Regions from separate parts of the Homo sapiens genome. Here all the other regions are linked to region 4. A link is an interaction called in ENCODE POLR2A ChIA-PET data of the cell type or tissue named here. Cell type or tissue: OCI-LY7. All regions are shown on one strand. Region 1 overlaps USP34 (ubiquitin specific peptidase 34). Region 2 overlaps USP34 (ubiquitin specific peptidase 34). Region 3 has its middle 85 kb from the start of FAM161A. Region 4 overlaps USP34 (ubiquitin specific peptidase 34). Region 5 overlaps USP34 (ubiquitin specific peptidase 34).

Evidence for each region. Peaks named below come from ENCODE experiments on the same cell type or tissue, not always from the same donor. Only the 100,000 strongest peaks of a DNase experiment are listed, where the experiment ranks them.
Region 1: POLR2A ChIA-PET joins it to region 4 with 5 read pairs; 2 of 35 experiments call an interaction of 5 or more read pairs at or near these places.
Region 2: POLR2A ChIA-PET joins it to region 4 with 5 read pairs; 3 of 35 experiments call an interaction of 5 or more read pairs at or near these places.
Region 3: POLR2A ChIA-PET joins it to region 4 with 5 read pairs; 4 of 35 experiments call an interaction of 5 or more read pairs at or near these places.
Region 5: POLR2A ChIA-PET joins it to region 4 with 5 read pairs; 12 of 35 experiments call an interaction of 5 or more read pairs at or near these places.

What each region holds. Positions count from the first base shown.
Region 1 is chr2:61,312,405-61,317,404 of GRCh38, forward strand. USP34 (ubiquitin specific peptidase 34) reads right to left here. Exons shown (of 80, transcript NM_014709.4): 24 at 2,471-2,570; 25 at 2,181-2,340. Among named protein-coding and RNA genes, the nearest start is that of SNORA70B, 100 kb to the right of the region's middle. In OCI-LY7, no CTCF peak of the experiment used is centred here; no DNase peak of the experiment used is centred here.
Region 2 is chr2:61,290,366-61,295,365 of GRCh38, forward strand. USP34 (ubiquitin specific peptidase 34) reads right to left here. Exons shown (of 80, transcript NM_014709.4): 31 at 4,803-4,925; 32 at 4,584-4,667; 33 at 3,099-3,185. Among named protein-coding and RNA genes, the nearest start is that of C2orf74-AS1, 110 kb to the left of the region's middle. In OCI-LY7, no CTCF peak of the experiment used is centred here; no DNase peak of the experiment used is centred here.
Region 3 is chr2:61,767,035-61,772,034 of GRCh38, forward strand. No RefSeq gene overlaps it. Among named protein-coding and RNA genes, the nearest start is that of FAM161A, 85 kb to the right of the region's middle. In OCI-LY7, no CTCF peak of the experiment used is centred here; no DNase peak of the experiment used is centred here.
Region 4 is chr2:61,437,782-61,442,781 of GRCh38, forward strand. All of the region lies in intron 1 of USP34 (ubiquitin specific peptidase 34), which reads right to left. Among named protein-coding and RNA genes, the nearest start is that of SNORA70B, 23 kb to the left of the region's middle. In OCI-LY7, no CTCF peak of the experiment used is centred here; DNase peaks (open chromatin) are centred at 1,060, 1,930, 2,610, 4,810 and 2 weaker places; H3K4me3 peaks cover 4,136 bases; H3K27ac peaks cover 4,888 bases.
Region 5 is chr2:61,388,559-61,393,558 of GRCh38, forward strand. The region is part of intron 5 of USP34 (ubiquitin specific peptidase 34); the gene reads right to left. Among named protein-coding and RNA genes, the nearest start is that of SNORA70B, 26 kb to the right of the region's middle. In OCI-LY7, no CTCF peak of the experiment used is centred here; no DNase peak of the experiment used is centred here.

The sequences.
Region 1 (5,000 bases), 130 kb before region 4:
AGACTTGTATTTCAAAGGAAACAGGCACCTAGCATGATAATCACTAAACACGTGTCAATTTTCTAATTTTCAGATGTGGAAGACAGGATCCAAGGTACCTGAGTTTAAAAAAAAAAAAAAAAGTCTAAAACTAATCAGCAAATTTGGAATAGAAGGATAAAAAGTGAGGGAATGAATGAACTTGTCTAATTTCCACATGATCCAATGTATGAGCAAAAGAGTAACCTTAAAACAATGTTTCCTGTTACATATTCAAGACCAGAGTTTCTCCACAGTGGCACTACTGACATTTTAAGCCCAATTAATAATTTGTTGTTATCAGAAGGCAGAAGAATAGGGGTGAAGGAGGCTGTATCTCATGCTCTGATGTTCAGCAGCATCTCACCAGATACCAATAACATGCTCTCTTGCTGTGATTATCAGAAGTGTCTCCAGGGATTACGTACTATGTCTTGGGAAACAAAAACACTTCTGGCTGAGAACCACTGTTTAAGATTATAACTTTATCTCTTTTTAAAAAGTAAACAAATTAAGACATTATTGTTTATTCCCTTAATACACAGAACACAAAGAACAATTATATTTTCAATCTACAGATGTTAGGCAATTTTCAATTAATAATAGCACTAAGCACATCAAGAACAAAATTTTGCATGAAAAATACCTAAGTAAATTTTTTTTAAACTACTGCTTAGTTTTGTGACTCTTCAATTTTATCCATATCCTAGTTATTGTACTAGTAACAAAAAATTTTTATATAAACTATTTAACATCAACATTAACTTTTAGCATAAAACATGAACAAATAAAAAGATATCAAGGACATAACAATTTTTTTTTTCACAACAGAAAAAAATTTGTACATCTGAGAAGGAATTTTTGGACTTAAATTCATTAAATTTATAAAACCACCACTGAATGCTCAAAAAACAAATACATTTTTAAAGACTTAAAATAAGCACTTATTTTAGACATTGGTAATGCTGTGCAAGGACTAAGGGTGTGAATCAACAGGACCTTGTTGGTTTGTTGAAGATCCCACAGCATAGAAAAAATTTTAGAAGTATGGGTATCATTAACAGTATCTCCACGAGGAAGACAGAAATTATAGCAGACTTTCATTTTCTACATCACAGTGTAATATCTGAATTTTATAATACGTATTAATTAATTTGAATAAGTTACACCACATTTGCTCTTTTTAAAATTTTATTTTTTTAAGTGGTTAAAGTTATAAGGCAGTAAGAAGTTTCTGTGTAAAAAAATGAGTTCCTTTCCACATTCATTAAAAACACAAGGAATTCTTTAAGCAGAATTTCCATGAATTGCAATCTTAAAGAATTCTGTAATGTCCAAATGTTTCAAATCATGGAAGCATGTTATTTATAAGGAATGTATAAAATATCTTTACTATGCAATCTTTCTTGATATTTTAAAAATGTCAATAAATATCACTTGTATCACTTCAATATCAAACTAAGATCTGAAGTTGAAAAAAGTTACTAACTTTAACAATTTTTTTCAACACAGTTCTTAGTACTTTTACATTTGCTCATAATTTTTAACAAATAGAATTTCTTAAAACTATCTACTCACCTTTCATTTCAGTCGATATATTCATAAATATTAATTTGCTTTATTTCTGTATTACACAGGTTATGTCTAAATTAATTATACAGATATTCATTAACAGAATTTTTTGGTCATGTTTCCATGGTAAATGGAAATTCAAAATTAAAATACTGTCTCCTAGTCCAGGAAGAAAAAAAAAACAGCAAATGAAACATATGACTCAACTTGATTCAACTATGAGATTATTTGATGTTCTTGGTAAGAGTTTTAGAGAAACTTTTTTTAGTAGTGGTGTTCTGCCTTTTTAATCAAAGTCAATACTTTATCTTAGAGATGGAATTCTGTCTAACAATTCTTATTCATGCATATCTGCTCAAACTCTATTATTAAAGGTGTGCAATATTTATCAGGAACCCGTATTGCCTATTCCAAGGCAAAATGGTATATATTCTTAATAAAAATTACTTATGTTACTGATCCTTCACTTTGGTAAATTATGCTTTCTACTTGACCCCAACAAAAACTTTAGATTCACTTTAAGAATATTTCTGGATATGTCAGGAATAAAAATGAAATTCATTCTAACAGTGTGATATTTTAAAAATTACCTTCTCCTAAACGCTTCCAGATGTGTCTTCAGCATAAGGAGTCCTCTTTCTATAACCATGAGACTTGAGTGTGATTCCTGTTCAAGACTGCTAGAAGCTATCATAAGACTCTCCATGCACTTACTAATAAATTCTTGCTCCTTCTCCAAACCTGTTTTACCTGAAAGCCAAATGTTTAGACACATATATTAGCCTTATATTCTTGTTTAGCTATATCAAAGAAAAATTTTAGTTTCACAAAACACCCTCACATAGAAATTACCTATCAGACAATGTTTCAAATCACTTACCATTAATATAATAGGAGTTAATATACTGGATAGCTGCTCGACTGACATCACCAGATTGTGCTCTTAAAGCAATGCCCCAAAATTGGTCCATACCACACAGCTAAGAAAGAAAAATATGGTATCTCTAAATTTTGTTTGTCAAACTATGTAACTCATTAAGACTGAAGTATCAAAAGTAAAAATCATAGGCAACTCCTATTATTCAGCTATTAAATAATAAAAATAAATGATTTAAAAATTTCCTCAATTGATGAAATACACCTGTACTAGTTCTAAAAAATATTTATACAGCAGATAACAATATATACATGTTTAACTCACAAGTTGTGACTACATAGTACGAAAATTCTAGTCCTGAAAAACATACTATAAAGGAATAAAACCAACACAATAACGAGCACAATGCTTCAATGAATCCATCCAACCTAAACTGAGAAAACCACTGCTTTCTTGTATTCACAGAAAATTAACAACATATGCTAACTCAAGTTCTCACCCAATTTTTTTTTTTTTTTGAGAACAGAGTCTCACTCACTTGCCCAGGCTGGAGTGCAGTGGCGCAATCTTGGCTCACTGCAACCTCTGCCTCCCAGGTTTCCAAGGATTCTCATGCCTTAGCCTCCTAAGTAGCTGGGATTACAGGCATGCGCCACAACATCTGGCTAATTTTTTTGTATTTTAGTAGAGACAGGGTTTCACCATGTTGGCCAGGCTGGTCTCGAACTCCCAACCTCAGCTGATCCACCCGCCTCAGCCTCTCAAAGAGGTGGAATTACAGGTGTGAGCCACTGCGTCCAGCCTCATTCAAATTTATGATGTCAACCATGAGATGACAACAAAAAATGTTTTCACTAAAAACTACAGAAAAAGTGGCGAGTGGAAGCTTCCAAAAGTTGGGCAGAGTAAAGAAAGATTTCCTTCTAAATTGGCAGCTAAACAACTTTAGTGTTAATGTCACCTACTTTAAAAAGGTAAACTTATTTCATAACAGAGCACGACTACTTCAGTTGTCTGAAATTACCAAATTGAAAATTATCATAGTGGGCCGTGTGGAGTGGCTCACGCCTCTAATTGCAGCACTTTGGGAGGCTGAGGCAGGCAGACTGCCTGAGCTCAGGAGTTCGAGACCAGCCTGGCCAACACGGTGAAACCCTGTCTCTACTTTAAAAAAAAAAAAAAAAAAAAATTAGCCAGGCAGGCATGCGCCTATAATCCCAGCTACTCGGGAGGTTGAAGCAAGAGAATTGGTTGAACCTGGGAGGCGGAGGTTGCAGTGAGCCAAGATTGTGCCACTGCACTCCAGCAGTTATCAGAGTGATACTGAAGCAAGGGTTAGGACTAAAAAAACTGAAAAAACCTATTCAGACAAGAAAAGAAGGCAGTAGGAAAATAAAATAAAAGCATTTTAGATACAATTAAAATTATTCTGGCCAGCCGTGGTGGCTCGTACCTATAATCCCAGCACTTTGGGAGGCCAAGGCGGGTGGAAAACTTGAGGTCAGGAGTTCGAGACTAGTCTGGTCAACGTGGTGAAAACCCAACTCTACTAAAAATACAAAAATTAGCTGGGCGTGGTGGTGCATGCCTGTTGTCCCAGCTACTCAAGAGGCTGAGGCATGAGAATCGCTTGAACCCAGGAGGTGGAGGTTGCAGTGAGCTGAGACTGTGCCACTGCACTCCAGCCTGGGCGACAGAGCCAGACACCATCTCAAAAAAAATAATCATAATGGCCTGGTGCAGTGGCTCATGCCTGTAATCCCAGCAGTTCGGGAGGCCAAGGCGGGTGGATCACCTGACGTCAGGAGCTCGAGACCAGCCCCGCCAACATGGTGAAACCCCACCTATACTAAAAATACAAAAATTAGTCAGGCATGGTGGTGCACCCCTGTAATCCCAGATACTTCGGGAAGCTGAGGCATGAGAATTGCTAGAACCCGGGAGGTGGCGGTTGCAGTGAGCTGAGATCACACCACTGCACTCTGGCCTGGGTGACAGAGCCAGACTCCATCTCAAAAAATAATAATAATAAAAATTTTTAAAAATAATTCTTTTTCCTTTTTAAAAAAATTTCCCCAAACTTGCTAAGAGATACAAGTATTCTTTTTTCTTCAGATGGAGTCTTGCTTTGTTGCCCAGGCTGAACCAAATGGCATAAAAATCATATCTGAGACAAATCAATCTTTTATTTGAAGTAAAATATTTGGCTGTATTATCTAGGAATGTCTAGGAGACTCAAAGAACACTGACATGGCCACTTCTTTATAAATCAAGAAACATGTAATAGATTTTCATTAAGCACACCCAATGTTATCTTTCATACTGAAAAATAAATTTGCTTCATAAAACTTTTGAAACCAGAGAACAGAATTGGGCTGAGCACGTTGGCTCATGCCTGTAATCCCAGCACTTTGGGAGGCCAAGGCAGGCAGATCACTTAAGGTCAGGAGTGCAAGACCAGCCTGAGTAACATGGTAAAACCCTGTCTCTACCAAAAATACAAAAATTAGCCAGGCATGGTGGCAAATGTCTG
Region 2 (5,000 bases), 150 kb before region 4:
ATACCAAATGACCTGTATGTGAATGTTTACAGAAACTTTATTTTAACAACCCAAAACTGTAAGCCACTCAAATGTCAATAGGTGAGCAGATAAATGAACCGTGGTATACCTATACAACGAATATATTACTCAGCGATGAAAAACATTTAACAACCTCAAAAAGCATTCTGAATAAAAGAAGCCAGATACAAAATGGTACATATTGCACTGATCCAATTACATGAAATTTTATAAAATGAAAATCTCATCTATTGTAACACAAAGTGGAGGAAGAAAAATTAATAGCAAAACTGCAGGACGGAACTTCTTAAGTAATGGAAATATTCTTTGTTTGGATGTTAGAGCGTTACATAAACATTTTTCAAAACTCACTCTTTAAAATGAGTGCATTATTTATTACATGAAAAGTATACTGCAACCTCACATCATATGCAAAAATTAACTTAAAATGGACCAAAGACCTAAAAAAGTGAGAGCTAAAACCAGAAACCTCTTAACAGAAAACATAGTCATCAATCTCTGTGTAAGGGGATTAGGTAACGGTTTTGTAGATACAACATCAAAAGGACAAGCACAAAGGAAAACAGAGACACTAGACTTCATCAAAATTACAAATTTTTGTAAATCACAGGGTGCTCTCAAGAAAGGGAAAAAGGCAACCCATAGAACGGGAGAAAATATTTGTAAATCACATGCACTGTAAGGAATCAGTATCTGAAATACATAAGGAATTCTAACAAATCAACAAAAAGACAACCCAATTAAAAGTGGGCAATGGATGTGAATTGACATTACTCCAAAGATAAACAAGTGGCCAATAAGCACATGGAAAGATGTTCAACCTCATTAGTCACCAAGGAAATGCAAATCAAAACCACAACTAGGTACCACTTTACACACTAGGATAGCTAAAATAAAAGAGACACTAACAAGTCTTGGAAAGGATGTGGAGAAACTGGAACCCTCACACATTGCTGGTAGAAATGTAAAATGTTGCAGCTTTGGTAAACTGTTTGGAAATTCCTCAAAAAGTTAGAAGTTACCACAGGACCCAGAAACTGCACTCTATACCCAAGGCACAACTGTTTATAACAACATTATTGATAATAGCCCCAAACTGGAAACGATGCAGATGTTCACCGACTGATCAATCTTCCACTCCCTGGATTCAGCTGTGACTGAACAAACATTTCACCAAAGATTTATGAATGAATGTGTTTGTGTGTGCATATATATGTGTACACACACACATACATGCATACATGCTTATGAATGGTCAACAGACACATGAAAAGCTGCTCAAGATTCTTAGCATTGGGAAAATGTAAATGCTAGAAATCACAATAAAATACCACTTAAGTATTGGCAAGGTATACCACTCCTAAGCATATGCCAAAAAGAAGTGAAAATGTATTATCTATGCATAAACTCATAAACAAATGCTCACAACAGTCACAGTGTAGAAATAACCCAAATGCTTCTCAATTGGTGAATGGATAAACATGTAATATAATTATAAAAAAATGAATTATTGATACTTGCTACTTCCAAGGATGAATCTCGAAAATAGGCTAAGTGAAAGAAACCAGTCACGATGGACCATATATTGTATGGTTCCATTTATAGGAAATGTCCAGAATGGGCAAATCCACAGAAACAGAAAGGAGACTATAATGATGGTTGCCTAGGGCTAAAGCGTTTAGGGGGAGGTTTCTTTTGAAGGGATACAACTGTTCTGGAATTAGATGCTGGTCATAGTCCCACAACTTTGTGAATATAGTAAAAACAGTACATTTTGGAGGAGTACATTGATTGCATGTTAACTATATTTCAAAAAAAGTTTTAAAGGTATACTTCAACTAAACTCATTTGAAAAGGAAAAAAAAAATAAGAAACAAGAACAATCCTGAACTTAGAAGTATTTCATAATATTAAGAGAGATGCACTATAAACAGGAAATACCAGTTGACCTGAAAGCAATTTCTATCTTAGACATGCTTTGCATCTTGGGCATTATAAAGCTACAATAAGCCACATATTGGCAATAAAATGTTACTAGTAATACTTCAGGAAAGTATTCATAATTTCAAGAAAAACAAACAGAGAAAACCTTTAGTACGGGGGTGTCCAATCTTTTGGCTTCCCTGGCCACACTGGAAGAACAACTGTCTTGGCCCACATGTAAAATACACTAACACTGACGATAGCTGATGAGCTAACAAATTTAGACATAAGATTACTTGATGTCAAATCATTATACCTGACTCCTAGGTTCAAAGGCAATTCAAAAAAAGCAAAACAAAACAAAACAAAAAACCACAGGAACTAAGAAAATACTTGAATTCAATGTTTGATAATGCTAAACTGCTTTGATGGAAGAAAATGGAATGTCCTTTACAATGAGCTTGAAACTGGCCTGGGCAGTTTTGTATATCATTATTAAGATTTAAATATTCTATAAGCAATTTTATTTTCATATAGTACTTCTTCAAATCACGGTGGTAAAGTTAACATTTTTTAAAATTTCCATTTTTTTATGCAAGTTCACAGAAAAAAAAATTCCATTTTGTTGAGGACCAATACTTTTGTAAAGTATTATAAAATACAGCAACAATGTCTAATTGCTATAAAAATTTCTAGAGGCTTACTCTCAATTTCTATATCCATCTCAATGTAAGCCAGTCAACATGGTCTGGAAACACGTTTTTAATTATTACTACTATAAAGGAAGAAATGATCACAACAAAATAAAACAAAAAAAGTTTTTTGAAAAAACTAAGATGTAAACCAAATTTTTAAAAAGCAACCAAACTTTATATAAATATTAATATATAATTTATCAACCTAAAGGAAACATGTTTATGAACTGGCCAGAGTTTAGAGTAATTAATTTTATCAGAAGAATTTTTTAATACTGATAACATGAAAAACACTTATTCCTAATTAGTTTATCAAACTGTATTTTTAAATTCATTTCTGCTATATTCCATACTTTATTATAAGGAACTATATGGCAAAAGCTATACTTGCTGATGAAATGGAAGTATTTCAAATGGGATAACTACTGTAACTAGTTGAAACCATAAATATGCACTTACCACAGTCCATGATTCCTGCTCTTTAGGCTCTAGAATTCCAGAATTAAAAATTTCTAATAACTGTTGAAGCCCTCCAGCAGCAACAAACTGTAGGCAATTGTGAAAGTAATAGTAAGAGAAAAGCAGATATATAATGCAATAATGCTTGTTGATTCAGTAACTGGATATGTAAAATATTACGTATCTTTTATTTACACTACTATTCATTTAAATTACCAAAATAATTTCTAGACAAAATAATAAGATAAAGGCTACTTTCAAGAATTTAAGGGTGGGTGCAATGGTTCATGCCTGTAATCCTAGAACTTTGGGAGGCCAAAGCCAGACGATGGCTTGAGGTTAGGACTTTGAGACCAGCCTAGACAACATAGGAAGACCTCATCTCTACAAAAAATAAAAAAATTGGCCGGGTATGGTGGCTGGTGCCTATAGTTTCAGCTACTAGGGAGGCTGAGGCAGGAGGATCACTCGAACCCAGGAGGTCAAGGCTGCAGTCAGCCATGATCATGCCACTGCAATCCAGCCTGGGTGACAAGGTGAGACCCTGTCCTAAACAAAACAAAATAAAACAAACAAGAATTTAAAAAAATATACACTTGAGGCCAGGCGCGGTGGCTCACGCCTGTAATCCCAGCACTTTGGGAGGCCGAGGCGGGTGGATCACGAGGTCAGCAGATCAAGACCATCCTGGCTAACATGGTGAAACCCCGTCTCTATTAAAAATACAAAAAAATTAGCCGGGTGTGGTGGCGGGCGCCTGTAGTACCAGCTACTCCAGAGGCTGAGGCAGGAGAATCGCGTGAACCTGGGAGGCGGAGCTTGCAGCAAGCAGAGATCGCGCTGCTGCAATCCAGCCTGGGTGACAGAGCGAGACTCCATTTCAAAAAAAAAAAATTTATACACACACACACGAAAAAGCCTATAAACATCTTTCTATTCCATTAGCCATTTAGTCCTAGACACTGGGATGTCCTCACAGTATCTTTTTTTTGCTGCCCAGGCTGGAGTGCTGTGGTGCGATCTCAGCTCACTGCAACCTCCACCTCCTGGGTTCAAGTGATTCTCCTGCCTCAGCCACCTGGGTAGCTGGGATTATGGGCAGCATGCTACCACACCCAGCTCATTTTTGCATTTTTAGTAGAGACACGGGTTTTACCATGTTGGCCAGGCTGATCTCAAACTCCTGACCTCAAGTGATCCATCCGTCTCAGCCTCCCAAAGGGCTGGATCACAGGCGTGAGCCACCATGCCAGGACTCTCACAGTATTTCAATAGAGGGAAAATCAGAGCTAAAAGCAGGAGCACCAAGGCATTAAATAATCTCAGTTTACGTTATTGCAACTTAAAGTAATACATGATTTTTAAACTATGCTTTATTTTAATAGTATATTAGTTTAAAATCAATGAAGAATTATGGTACCCACTTTTGAAAAACTGAAGATAAATTATTTTTATCAATACATTGAAAAACACATATGATCAAACCTTGCAACTCCAGGAATTTTTACTATTTTCCACTTGATCTTCACTTGAATCATCTGAATCTGGATAAAGATCACTGTAACTTCCCTATGAGAAAGGCAAAAAAAGTAAGGCAGAATGGCGGAAGAAAGAATTATTATAGAATGGAAAAGACAATACATTATAGAATTTTGCTCCAGAGAGAATACAAACATTTAATGATAATAATGGAAATGCAATTACCGTAGACTCCCTCCTTATTCTTCTATTAGGTTTTCCCAGTGCTTCAATAATTTCCAGAGCATACAATAGCTTGTGGGCGCTCTTAATTTTGAGAAGTTCTTTCCAATTAAATCCATCATTACTCTTAAATTAGAAAAACATGTTTCTCAAGCCAACTTACTCAGGGAACACAAAAAAGAAAAACTTTAAACAAACTGA
Region 3 (5,000 bases), 330 kb after region 4:
TCTGTAGGCTATAAATCTGAATCAGAGTGCCAGCATGGATGGTTTCTGGTGAAGGCTGTTTTCCTGCCTTGCAGACATCCACCTTCTCACTGTGTCTTCACTTGGTGGAGACAGAGTGAGCTCTCTGGTGTCCCTTTTTATAAAGATACTAATCCTGGCTGGGCGCAGTGGGTCACGCCTGTAATCCCAGCACTTTTGGAGGCCGAGGCAGGAGGATCACAAGGTCAGGAGATCGAGACCATCCTGGCTAACACGATGAAACACCATCTCTACTAAAAATACAAAAAATTAACCAGGCTTGGTGGGCCTGTAGTCCCAGCTGCTCAGGAGGCTGAGGCAGGAGAATGGCGTGAACCCGGGAGGCAGAGCTTGCAGTGAGCTGAAATCATGCCACTGCACTCTAGCCTGGGCGACAGAGTGAGACTCCATCTTAAAAAAAAAAAAAAAAAAAAAAAAGAAAGATGCTAATTCTATTGGATCAAGGCCCCAACCTTATGACTTCATTTAACCTACTACAAAGACCCTATTTCCAAATACAGTCACATTGGGGGCTGGGTGTTGTCTTAGATTTTATTTAGCTCATGTTTCTGCAGACTGTGTATTCTTTTCTTGTAATTTTTAAATTTATTTATTATTTTTATTTATTTTTTTATTTTTATTTATTTATTTTTTTTTTGAGATGGAGTGTTGCTCTGTTGCCCAGGCTGGAGTGCAGTGGCGCGATTTCGGCTCACTGCAAGCTCCACCTCCCGGGTTCGCACCATTCTCCTGCCTCAGCCTCCCGAGTAGCTGGAACTACAGGCGCCTGCCACCACACCCAGCTAATTTTTTTGTATTTTCAGTAGAGACGGGGTTTCACCATGTCAGCTAGGATGGTCTCGATCTCCTGATCTTGTGATCCACCCACCTCGGACTCCCAGAGTGCTGGGATTACAGGCGTGAGCCACCGCACCCGGCATTTTTTTTTTTTGAGACGGAGTTTAGCTCTTGTTGCCCAGGCTGGAGTGCAATGGCGCTATGTCGGCTCACTGCAACCTCCACCTCCTGGATTCAAGTGATTGTCCTGCCTCAGCCTCCCGAGTAGCTAGGATCACTAGCACCTGCCACCAAGCCTAGCGAAATGTTTTTGTATTTTTAGTAGAGACAGGGCTCCATCATGTTGACCAGGCTGTCTTGAACTCTTGACCACAAGTGATCCACCCGCCTCGGCCTCCCAAAGTGCTGGGGTTACAGGCATGAGCCACCAAGCCACCATGCCTGGCCTGCAGGCTGTATATTCATCAGCAGCACTGGCATCTGCTTCTGGTGAGAACCTCAGGAAGCTTCCACTCTTGGTAGAAGGTGAAGGGAAGCCAGTGTGTCACATGGCAAGAGGGGGAACAAGAGGAAAGGAGGTGCCAGGCTCTTTTTAACAATCAGTTCTCACAGAGATTAAGAGTGAGAACTCACTACTGCAAGGGTAGCACCAAGCCATTCACGAGAGATCTGCCCCCATTACTCAAATACCTCCCACTAGGCCTCACCTCCAGTGTTGGGAATCAAGTTTCAACATCAGATTTGGTGAGGAGAAATATCCAAACTATATTGGGATTCAGCAGGTGAATTGGGGGGTGGGGGCACAGACATTCAATCCACAGCAGTTATTTTTGGTGAGCTACCATTTTCATTTTTAGAGAAACAATTCTTTTTCACTTATACTTAGCTAAATTTTCTGATATGAATAAAATTGCATATTTGTAATAAGAGTAAGAGTGACATACACAGATTTAGGAAGAAACACAAACTTTCCTGGTAAGCAAAAAACTCAACTGGTGAGAGGAGAAGTGCATGGGCCTATTAAGAAGTAGCCTACAAATTTCCTATAGCCTGCAATGTGCTGCACGTTCTATGTGAATTTGCTTTACAGAGGGAATGAGCAAGATTGATTAATCCAGGGTTAGATAAGTGGCCTCTAAAGTGAGCTTCTATTGCTCCACTATTTTTCCAAACTCCCAGGGTACAAACTCTCATAGATATATGTGTACTTGGATATAGGAGTAAATTCATAGGATAAACTTCTAGCTTTGTACCTTTCTTTCATTTGATTAAACATTATGAAATATGTACTAAATGATGAGCCCTGTTCTAAACCCTCAGGATTCAAAGATGAGTAACACATGGTTCCTGCTCTTGAAAAATTTCACTATAGCAGTATAATTCTCAAAGCTGCTCAAAGACACAATGACTACATATGGACATGTTAACAACAGGGCCACCAACTACAGTGTATACGTATGAGTCACCTGGGTGCCTGTAAAAATACTTATTCCCACTTTACTTCTGTGAACCTCCTCCCTAAAACCCATATCTAATCACAAGAAAAAGACAAATTCCAATAAAGGAGAATCCTACCTGACCAGGGCTTCTCAAAACTGTCAATATCATCAAAAACAAGGAAGGTTTGAGATAATGACATCATCCAAAGGAGCCTAAGACAACATGCCACCTAAATGTAAACATGGTACCCTGGACAGGATCCTGGAACATAAAAAGGAGACTAGGTAAAAAGGCAATCTGAATAAACTATGAACTTTAGTTAATAATAATTTATCAATATTGGTGCATTAATTGTAATGAATGTTCCATGAATGTAAGATGTTAATAGTAAGGGAAACTGTAGTGGGTAGGGAAGGATTTGGGAACTATACTCTCTGCTCAATTTTTCTATAATTCTAAAATTGTTCTAAAAAATAAAGTTTGGCTGGGTACGGTAGCTCACACCTGTAATCCCAGGACTTTGGGAGGCCAAGTTGGGCAGATCACCTAAGGTCAGGAATTTGAGACCAGCCTGGCCAACATGGTGAAACCCTGTACCTACTAAAAATACAAAAATTAGTGGGGCGAGGGGGCAGGCACCTTTAATCCCAGCTACTCAGAAGGCTAAGGCAGGAGGATCGCTTGAATTCAGGAGGTGGAGGTTGTAGTGAGGTGAGATCGCACCACTCCATTACAGCCTAGGTGACAGAGTGAGACTCCATCTCAAAAAATAATAATAAATAATAACATTTACTAGCCAGGCATAGTGGTGCCCACCTATCATCCCAGCTACTTGGGAGGCTGAGGTGGGAGGATCTCTTGAGCCCAAGAGTTTGAGGCCAGCCTGGGCAACATAGTGAAAACCTGTCTCTTAAAAAAAAATTAATTTAAAATTAAAAAAATAAAGTTTATTGATTTAAAAGTATGTGTATTCTTGTGCTCCACCCCTGGATTCAATAATTCAGAGATGACTGGAACTCTAAATTATTGTATGAGGTAGGGAATTCACACAACACTTTGAGAAATACTGCAGATTTAGAGTAATGTAAGGTTCCACAGAAATTGGAGGTCCTAATGAATGACAATATGAGTATGTTAGCAATAATGACTTATTCAGGCTGTCTCAAGTAATGGAGATTTATTACAAGGCTGTGTGAGTCAATAAGAGACAGAAGAATCCCACAGAAATCCTAGAGCAGTAATCAAAGCACAGACAAGTCCCATGCAGACAGAAATCACAGGATCCATCTCTAAAACCAGATTATTTTGGTAATCCCTCAGTTGCAGTTTGGAGACTCTTTAAGAGTGGTATTCCACCCTTAACATGATTCGGCTATTCTCTTGATCTCTACTTCCCTTGGGGGCATTTTCCCCTACTTCTGTCATTGCCAACTAAATTTTCTTCACATTTCCCAGTTCTGATGGCCAAACTCAGAAAGAATCCTATTTCTTTGTCATCATTTGTCACCTCCTGCTTGGGCAGCTTAGCTGCCTTTGGTCCACTGCAAAGCAGAAGAGGAATACAAGGTAATATGGAATAAAACTTCCATACTCAAGAAATAGCCCAGTCACTCTGCTTGGCTGGAAGTGTGGCCAGGGCAGTTTCTCATAGATTTGAGGGTGTGGCAGGCATTCCAATGTTTCCTGACTAATACTTGAAAGAGAAAGATACAACCTGAGGGTTGAGGGCTAATCATCTTTGTGCCAGTGATGCTAGTGATTTAGTTATTGAACACAGTAATTTCCAAAATACCTACTGAATCAGAATATCTAGGGCAGGTATCTAGGAATCTTTAAAATCATGAAGTGATAGAATCATTTTCCATGTGAGCTTGGAAGATAATTGAAGGGTTTTTGTTGTTGTTGACATTCTCTTTCTTTTTTTATTTTTATTTTTGAGACAGTGTCTTGCTCTGTCATCCAGGCTGGAGTCCAGTAGCACTATCTCGGCTTACTGCAACCTCCGCCTCCCTGGTTCAAGCAATTCTCTTGCCTAAGCCTCCTGAGTAGCTGGGACTACAGGCATGTGCCACCACACCAAACCAATTTTTTTTTTTTTTTTAGAGACAGGGTTTTGCCATGTTGGCCAGGCTGGTCTTGAAATCCTGACCTCAGGCAGTCCACCCGCCTCAGCCTCCCAAAGTGCTGGGGTTACAGGCCTGAGCCACCGTGCCCGGCCTTGTTGATATTCTCTCTTCAAGGGACCAGAGTGTTAAATATTTTTAAAAGCCTTCATTTCCTATTTTATGTTAGTATTATTGTTATAGAGAACAGAAAAAAAAGTTGCTGGACTAATATAAATTTAAATTGTTTTAAATTTATAAATGTATAGTTTTTTTAAAAAAATTACATTTATAAATTTATTTGAAGAGTTTACTGTGAAGTCAATAATTAAAAGCTAGTTAAATGTAAGCATTTGTTTAATGCTTCGGTTTCTAGTTTTCTGTCTAGGAGGTAATATGCCCAAGATTCTTTTTGAAAGTATCTGGCCAGTGTAGGACAACAAGACAATCTTTCAAGGCTCCAGGCTAGTTAACTGTTTCTCTGCTTTGCATTGACTCAAATTCTAAGAGCAAGACTGTGGTAAAATACAAAGGGAGAAACTAAACACACAAAAAGCAAAAGCAGGAGAGAGAAGAGGCTAGAAAGGAATGTTGAAGGAAGCAAACCATGTGCAGGGTAGGCTAATGATTCTGTAGTAAGAA
Region 4 (5,000 bases):
TAAATAAATAAATAAATAAATAAATAAATAAATAAAAAACCTGAACAGACCAAAAACAAGTAATGAGATTGAATCAGTAACAAAAAGTCTCCCAAGGAAAGTGCAGGACTGATGGGTTCACTGCTGAAATCTACCAAATATTTACAGAAGAATGAATACCAATTCTTCTCAAGGTATTCCAAAAAATTGAAGCAAAGTTAATTCTTCTGAACTCACTCTACAAGGCCAGTATAACCCTGATACCAAAACCAGAAAAGGAAAAACAAACAAAAAAGAAAACTACATGCCAGTGTCCTTGATAAACATAGACACAAAAATTCTGAACAGAATTCTGGCAAACCAAATCCAACAACACATCAAAATGTAATAACCATGATGAACTGGGATTCAACCCAGGAATACAAGGATAATTTAACATACGCAAATCAATGGATGTCATACATCTTAGCAATAGAATGAAGGACAAAAACCATAGGATCATCTCAATAGAATCGGAAAAAGCATTTGATAAAATTCAACATCCATTCGTGATTAAAAAAAAAACTCTAGGCCAGGCGTGGTGGCTCAACGCCTGTAATCCCAGCACTTTGGGAGGCCAAGGCAGGCGGATCACTTGAGGTCAGGAGTTCGAGACCAGCCTGGCCAACATGGTGAAACCCCGTTTCTACCAAAACTACAAAAATTAGCCACAAGCTGTAATCCTAGCTACTCGGGAGGCTGAGGCAGGAGAACTGCTTGAACCTGGGAGGCAGAGGTTGCAGTGAACCAAGATCACGCCACTGCACTCCAGCCTGGGCGACAAGAGTGAGACTCCATCTCAAAAACAAAACAAAAACAAAAACAAAAAAAAAACACTCTCAATAAATTAGGTATAAAAGGAAAGTACACCAACATAATAAAGGCCATATATGACAAACCCACAGCTATCATCTTACTCAACAAGAGAAAGATAAAAGCTTTTCCTCCAGTAACTGTACCTGGACAAGGATCTCACTCTCACTGCTCTTACCCAACATACTACTGCAAGTCCTAGCCAGAACAAGACAAAGTAGTTCTGGGCATCCAAATTGGAAATGAAGAAGTCAAACTGTCCCTGTGTTTGCAGCTGCAGATGACATGACCTTATATATAGTAAAACCTATGCTCCACTAAAAACACACACCTCAGAGCTAAAAAATTCAGTAAAGTTGCAGGATACAAAATCACTATTTAAAAAAAATCAGTGATGTTTCCATATACAAACAATACACTACCTGAAAAGAAATCAAGAAGGCAATTTCATTTACAATAGCTAGGAAAAAAGTCTAACAGGAATAAATTTAACAAAGGAAGTGAAAGACCTAAAAACAGCTGGGCATGGTGGCTCACGCCTGTAATCCCAACACTTTGGGAGGCTGAGTTGGGACGATTACTTGAGCTCAGCAGTTCGAAACCAGCCTGGGTAACAGGGCAAAACCGTGTCTCTACAAAAAATTAGCCAGGTTATGTGCCCCCTCCTCCTGCTGTGCCTCAGCTGTGTAGAGCCACTTGACCCTCATGCCCTGTGCTGGCAAGAACACTCAGGTATGTGCACAGCTCTGATGTCACCCCTCCAGCCTGGCCCTGGCTCCCTCCACGAGGATCTGCTTGCAGCACTCACACTTGGCACCATTCTGTCCGGCCATCCTGTCTCCCCTGCTGTATGTGAGCACTGGGAGGGAAGGGGCCGTTTCCATTTCTTGGAAGGCCCAGTGCCCAGCACCATCCAGCTGTGTGCTGAGCAGGCAGTCAGTGAGCACCCACAGTCAGCCCTCACCACAAGCAGCTGTGGGTACTCAGGTTAGGATATCTGACGGGGACTCCTGTGTGCTCCAAGAAGGCAGCATGGCAGCCCCCGTGGAGCACAAGTGGCCCACACCTGACCTTGGCATGTTTCTAAGAGAACAGACTTGCTGACCTGTGACCCTTGCCTGTGTCTCACCGCAGGGAGGCAGGAGGCTGTGGGCAAAGGGTGGGCCTGGAGACCTGCTCAGCCATACCCTGTCACTATGTGGGTCACACACAGCTGGGTGGAGACCTCATGATGTGTGGCCCAGAGAGGTGTCTGGGTGTGGATTCTGTGGATGGCTGCACTGTGCCATTAGGACAGGGACTGCTGCTGGGCCAACAGGGTACAGGGAGCGGAGGATGTGGGAGGACAGGGGCATCCTAGCCTAGTGCAGGGACCACAGGAGGGGCAGTGTGAGCTCCCCAAGACAAGCTGCAAGGCCCTGGGCATCAGGCTGTTGCTTTGCAACCTTCTCCTCCCCGGTTCTGAGGGCTCACTGAGGCACCTGCCTGAGTGCTACACAGAAAGCCAGCAGCATGGCCGTCCCTCCCGAGCACTCATCTAGGGCATCAGGGTGGGCTGCTTGAGTCCTGTGGGGTTGCGGACATCAGCCTCTTCCTCCTGGCCTCCAAACACCACCACTCTGCCATCCCACACCTCAATTTCTCAAATTCCCTGAGGTCAAAGGGAAGTTGCAAGGGCTGCCATCCCTGCCTCCCTGGTGGTCCTGCTGGAGGATGTGCCCAGACAGGACATCAGGAGGAAGCAGGTCAATGGCTGCTGTATGAAATGTCATGGCAGCTGTGCCCAGCTGCAAACAGTGATTGCGGCTTCCTGTTCCTCCATGGAAGGAACTTGCTCTGCTGCAGAGGGAATTTCTCTTCATGCCTTTTCCCCTCCATTCTTCTTGAAAAAGTTGCCCTTTTTAAATTTTTTTTTTTTTTTTGAGATGGAGTTTTGCTCTTCTCGTCCAGGCTGGAATGCAGTGGCACAATCTCCGCTCACTGCAACCTCCTCCTCCTGGGTTCAAGCCATTCTCCTGCCTCAGCCTACCAAGTAGCTGGGATTAAAGGCGCCCACCACCATACCCGGCTACTTTTTGTATTTTTAGTAGAGATGGGGTTTCGCCATGTTGGCCAGGCTGGTCTCAAACTCCTGACCTCAGGCAATCCGCCTGCCTTGGCCTCCCAAAGTGCTGGGATTACAGGCGTAAGGCACCACACCCGGCCTACTTTTTTAATTTAAAAAAAAAAAAAATTTCGGGTGCAGTGGCTCACGCCTGTAATCTCAGCACTATGGGAGGCCGAGACGGGTGGATCATGAGGTCAGGAGATCGAGACCATCCTGGCTAACACGGTGAAACCCCGTCTCTACTAAAAATACAAAAAAATTAGCTGGGCGTGATGGCAGGTGCCTGTAGTCCCAGCTACTCGGGAGGCTGAGGCAGGAGAATGGCATGAAACTGGGAGGCGGAGCTTGCAGTGAGCTGAGATCGCGCCACTGCACTCCAGCCTGGACAACTGAGTGAGAGCCGCCTCAAAAAAAAAAAAAAATTTTTTTTTTTTTTTGGACTCAGAGTCTTGCTCTGTGGCCCAGGCTAGAGTGTACTTGCGATCATAGCTCACTGTAGCCTCAAACTCCTAGGCTCAAGTGATCCTCCTGCCTCGGCCTCCCAAAGCACTGGGACCACACATGGGTCCCACCACACCCAGGCTCTGCCCTTTGGAATTAAAGTCACCCAGGCAGGTTAAACCTCTTATACTTTCTGCGCCCCACCTCCCAGCCCCTGTAATGAGAAAGGCAGTAAATTTTGGAGCTTTATGGAGTCCCTGCCCTTCCTGAAAAGGTGGCTGCAGAGAGACTAGAGCTGGTTGGGGGAAGAGATGTCAGGAGGCCTCCTCTGGAGCCCAGGGCCACACAGCTCCCAAAGCCCCAGTCTCCCTCTCTGGGGCTAGAGGTGCCCCTGTGTCCCTGTAACTTCTGCTCGGCCACTCGGCTGCCCAGCCTAGGGCTGCTCCTGCCACCACTCAACAGGCACAGAAATGCGTAAGTGCCAAAAAAAAAAATTAACCAGGCATCTTGATGCATGCCTGTAGTCCCAGATACTTGAGAGGGTGAGGTGGGAGAATCAACTGTGCTCAGGTCAAGGCTGCAGTGAGCTGTGATGGTACCACTGAACTACAGCCTGGGCAACAGAGAGAGAGACTGCATTACAAAAAAAAAAAAAGAAAAAAGAAAAGAAAAGAAAAAAAAAAAAGGAAGAAAAAAGAAAAGACCTAAAAATATATATTGAAAGCTGTAGTAACCAAAACAGCATGGTACTGACATAAGAACAGATACATAAACCAACGGAACAGAACAGAGTGCCCAGAAGTTAATACACGTATCTACAGTCAACTGATTTTTGACAAAGGTGCCAAGAATGTTCACTGGGGAAAGGACAGTCTCTCCAATGAATGGTGCTAGGAAAACTGGACATCCATAGGCACAACAATGAAACTATACCCTCACTCCTCTACATAAACAATCAACTCAAAATGGCTCAAAGAACTAACAAAACTATAAGACTACTAGAACAAAACAGGGGAAATGCTTCAGGACATCGGTCTGGGAAAAGATTTTATGAATAAAGACTTCAAAAGCACAGGCAACAAACAACAAATGGAATTATGTCAAACTACAAAACTTCTGTATAGCAAAGGCAAAAATCAACAGAGTAAAAAAAGACAACCTACAGAATGAGACAAACTATACGCAAATTACTCATCTGAGGGGATTAACATCAAGAATTTACAAGGAACTCAAACATCTTAACAGCAAAAAAAAAAAAAAAGAAAAAATCCAATTAAAAATGCACACACAATGTGAATAGACATTTCTCAAAGATTATATACAAATGGCCAACAAATATGTGAAAAAAATGTTCAACATCACTAACCATCAGGAAAATGCAAATCAAAACCACAATGAAGTATCTTACCCCAGTTAGGATAGCTATTATCAAAAACACAAAAAATAACAAATGCTGGCAAGGATGCACAGAAAAGGGAACTCTTATACAGTGTTAGTGGGAACGTAAACTAGCACAGCCACTATAGAGAACAGTATCAAAGCTCCTCAAAAAACTACAAACACGACTACCATATAATCCAGCAATCCCACTGCTAGGCATTTATCCAAAGGAAAGGAAAAC
Region 5 (5,000 bases), 49 kb before region 4:
ATCCTAGCTAACACGGTGAAACCCTGCCTCTACTAAAAATACAAAAAATTAGCCAGGCATGGTGGTGGGCGCCTGTAGCCCCAGCTACTCAGGAGGCTGATGCAAGAGAATGGTGTGAACCCGCGAGGCAGAGCTTGCAGTGAGCTGAGATCACGCCACTGCACTCCAGCCTGGGCGACAGAGCAAGACTCCATCTCAGAAAAAGAATATATATATATATATATATGTACACACACACACACACAAACACCCTGATAAGACATTTACTTCTAGATATACATCCAAATTAAATGCACACACATGTTCACCAAAACACACATAGAAGAATGCTGACACCCATATGAACTGTAATAACCTAAATGTCCATCACCAGTAAAATAAATTGGTATATTTTAAAAGATAATTCAACAATAAAAATGAACATACATGCAATATAAATTTCGGCATTTAAAAAAAACAACCAGGCATGAAAGAATGCATAGTATGTGATTCCATCTGCATGGTGAAAACAGACAAAACCAAATTGTAGTGTTTAGGGATATAAGATTAGGTGATAAAACTTTGTTTAAAAAAAGCAGGAGAATGATCAGCATTAAAGGATGAATTGTGTTTATTTTTAAAGGAGAAGAGATGGAATAGTTAGTGGCCTGAGGACTCATAAGGTAGGCTTCTGGGGAGTTGACAATGTTCTGTTTCTTGGTTTGAGTGATGGTTAAACGAATATTTGCTTTGATAAATCACTGAGCCACATGTTATCACTTTGTGTACGTTTCTTTATGAATGTTATTTTTCAAATTTTAACAGAAGGTTAAAAATCCTATTTTATACAAGATACATCAGAGGGCATAGTTATATCTTTTATTTTAGAATACACAGACACAAGTGATTAAAAATTTCAATTAAAAAACAGCAAATGAAGAAAAATGTCAATACAAGAAAAAATTTTAATACAAGGAAGATCTACCATTTACTAAGTCCTTAATATTCCCATTGTGATAAATGAGAAAAGTAATGCTTATAAAAGTAATGAAAACAAAATTACATACTATGCAACAGAGGTACAATTCAAACCTAGGATTATATCATTATAAAAATCAGCATTCTTTAACACTACTATAGATCCCAACATCATAAAAACCAAATTGCATATGCTATTAATCCTACAGTGTGTCCTTTATCATTTTTTTTTAAGTTTTGAGCTTTTCAGGTTTCCTTCTCCCCACCCCCTGCTTAGTGCTAATGGAATTCTAGCAGCCCTCCTAACCTTTTAACCTAGGTTAAAACTCTCAGAAATAGGGAAAAAAAGAAAAAAAAAGTTCCTTGCTCCCTGTAACTGCAGAAAAACAGCGTTCTGCATCAAACCTAGTTCTGACAAAGTGCAAAGTGGCATCATGAAAACTTAATTTCCTATTCTCCTATCTAGTAAAGAGATATCAAAAAATATGTAATCCTACCCTAGTTTCTGATATTAAACAGTCTTTGCTAGTATATTTGTAAAAAGCAGTCTTAGGACACTGAACATTCAGAAATTGCTATTGTGTTCCCCTATACGTTACTTAAGCCCTACAAGCTTATACCTTTGACTAAAGCATATTTTGTGTGAAGTTCTTTTTATTAATCCTCATTTGCACTTCTTTCTACTCCATAATAAAATAAACCCCTTGTCTCTATTGGATTCTTTATAAATTAATAAAAGGTGTTATGTATGAAATGACAAACTCTGGCAAAGAGCTGAGGGCTGAGGAAGGATACTGTAAGCTAAAACCAAGTGTAACTCAACAAAAGTGAGATTAACTTCCATTTGGGTCTCAGTGGAGAAACTTGTATGCCTCCATGTTCTATTTCTCTAAGCTGTGTTAAATGTTAGTAAGCTGCATTCGCAAAGTAAGAAAACTACATAAAAAGCTGCATTTGCAAAGTAAGAAAACTACATAAAGATCTTTGTTGTTTTCTTGTGGGTGCAGCTGTTATTAAAGAACGGATCCATATAATAGGTGGAATAATATTTGTGCAAACTGAGAAATCTCCTAAAACTCAGAGCTAGTTAAGAACTGCTGAAGTTCTAGTTAAGAATCTGCTAAAGTTTTTGAGATTGAAACAAATGTATGGGCTTGACGTTATTATCAGATTTGAACCTTAATCTGATAAGGTAAGAATTTCCTTTCTTTGTTGATAATTCAAATCCAGAGAAGAGTGAGTTTTCCTGAGATGAAATTTCAGGATTCTAGATTCAGGTTCTGAAAAAAAAAACTCACCAGCCAGGCGCAGTGGCTCACACCTGTAATCCCAGCACTCTGGGAGGCTGAGGTGGGGGCATCGCAAGGTCAAGAGATTGAGACCATCCTGGCCAACATGGTGAAACCCCATCTCTACTAAAAATACAAAAATTAGCTGGGCATGGTGGTGCGTGCCTGTAGTCCCAGCTACTCGGGAAGCTAAGGCAGGAGAATCGCTTGAATCTGGGAGGCGGAGGCTGAGGTGAGCAGGGATCATACCACTGCACTCCAGCCTGGTGACAGAGCGAGACTCCAGCTCAAAAAAAAAACGAAAAAATAACACTCACCATCTGACAAAGTTACCTTGCCTCAGTAAGAGTGAGGAAATCAGCCAGGTGCAATGGCACACACCTGTAATCCCAGCACTTTAGGAGGCCAAGGCGGGCGGATCATTTGAGCCCAGGAGTTCAAGACCAGCCTGGGGAACATGGTGAAACACTACCTCTACCAGAAACACAAAAATTAGCCAGTCTCAAAATAAATATATAGCTTTTTCTTTAAGTGAGGAGGAAATCATACTAGAAAATAAACAGAATGGGATCATTTCCTGAGTCCCAGGAAATGCTATAAACATGTTCTCTTCTGAATGTGTGATTTAGTATAATAGAGAAAAAGAAGTATTCAGTAACGTTAGTCCGTATCTTTCCTGCCACAAAAGTGATTTATGAGTTATTTTCTTTTCTTTACAAACGGCTGCCCTAAAATCTAATACTATTTTTTTCATTGTTAAATATAGTTCTACTCATTCCTGTGAAATTCAGAGATTCCCAAATAGAGACCTCACCCTATTGAAGCCAAAACACCATGGCTAAACAAGCTGCCCACTTCGCAAGAAAAGGAATAGACATACAAAAATGATCAGGGTTTATACAATGACCCACTAGAGGAAATTACTATGAAATAAATAAAGCACAGCTTCTGTAGCAAGCTTGATTACAAAAAGAACTCTAAGCTCTTAATGTACACTAAAATATTAACCATATAAAAGAAATTAGCTTGCAGAGAGCCAATCTACAATATTTTTTATAAGGAAAAGATGCCTATTAAAGAGTTACTCCATTGAGTTATTATTCTCAGAAAATTAACAAACAGATTATATAGTATTATAGTATTACGGTGTTCAAAAAATATATTAATTTAAATAGTATAATTTTGCTTTAACGGCCTCAGTTGAGTTGCAAGATAAAGAAAACTATGCAGATTGACAACAGCCCACCAATTAGCAGTCATAAAAGGGCTGAAGAGAAAGATAAAACAGAATCTAAGCCTAAACCTTTGTATTTAGTAAAGGATAACTTCACAGGTTGGGCAACAGCGTAACCCCATCTCTACAAAAACAATTTTTAATTTAGCCAGGCGTGGTGACATGCACCTTTAGTCCCAGGTACTTGGGAGGCTGACATGGGAGGGAGGTTTGCTTGAGCCTGGGAGATCAAGGCTGCAGTCAGCTGCTACTACCGCACAGCAGAACTCTCTCTCAAAAACAAAAACAAAACAAAGGCCGGGTGCGGTGGCTCAAGCCTGCAAGCCTGTAATCCCAGCACTTTGGGAGGCCGAGGTGGGCGGATCACAGGAGGTCAGGAGTTCGAGACCAGCCTGGACAACATGGCGAAACCCCGGGTCTACTAAAAATACAAAAATTAGCTGGGTGTGGTAGCGTGCACTAGTTATCCCAGCTACTAGGGAGGCTGAGGCAGGACAACTGCTTGAACCCAGGAGGTGGATGCTGCAGTGAGCCAAGATGGTGCCACTGCACTCTAGCCTGGGTGACGGAGTGAGACTCTGTCTCAAAAAAACGGATAAAGTAAGGAAGAAAAAACCCTGTAAACGATAACTTTTAAAGATATAGTAATAAAGTCTTTAACAAGCTTTCCATACTAGACTGTTAAACAAGAATTAGTACAAATAAATTCAAGAAACAGTTTAATCCAGGTTTATGTAATATTCCTGATTAAGTAAACCCTTTGATAATTTGGTGTTTCAAAATTATATGCCCTCTCCAAAATTACCACAGTGTGAAATAAAAATGTTATCCCAGCATTCCAGTTAACTAAATTGAGATACTTTCTCTCAGAGAATGCCAAAGTACATAAAACTTTCTATCAAACAAATAAGTTCAATCAGAATAACAGGATCACTTAGGTATTTAGTAACAACCGAAGTTAGTAAAAGCCACCAGTTACTACACACTTTATATGTCAAGTGTTACATTATGAGTTTAAAATCTTTCTCATTTTAAACCTCAAAACAATCCTCTAAAGTAGATGGATATCATCATCATTCCCATTTTGCAAATTAAAAAAATTAAGGCTCAGATCACGCAAAGTGGCTCACGCCTGTAATCCCAGCACTTTAGGAGGCTGAGGCAGGAGGATCACCTGAGGTTAGGAGTTTGAGACCAGCCTAGCCAACATGGTGAAACCCAATCTCTATTAAAAATACAAAAATTAACCAGGCATGGTGGCATACGCCTGTAGTCCCAACTACTCGGGAGGCTGAGGCAGGAGAATCACTTAAATCTGGGAGACGGAGGTTGCAGTGAGCCAAGATCATGCCACTGCACTCCAGCCTGGGCAACAGAGCCAGACTCCGTCTAAAAAAAAAAAAAAAAAGGCAACATTATTAACCTACATGCTACACTACTACTATATGTAATAATTTCAACCTATCAGAATGGGTGGAATTTTTTAACTAAAAATGACCTTGATAGTAATCATTTATTAC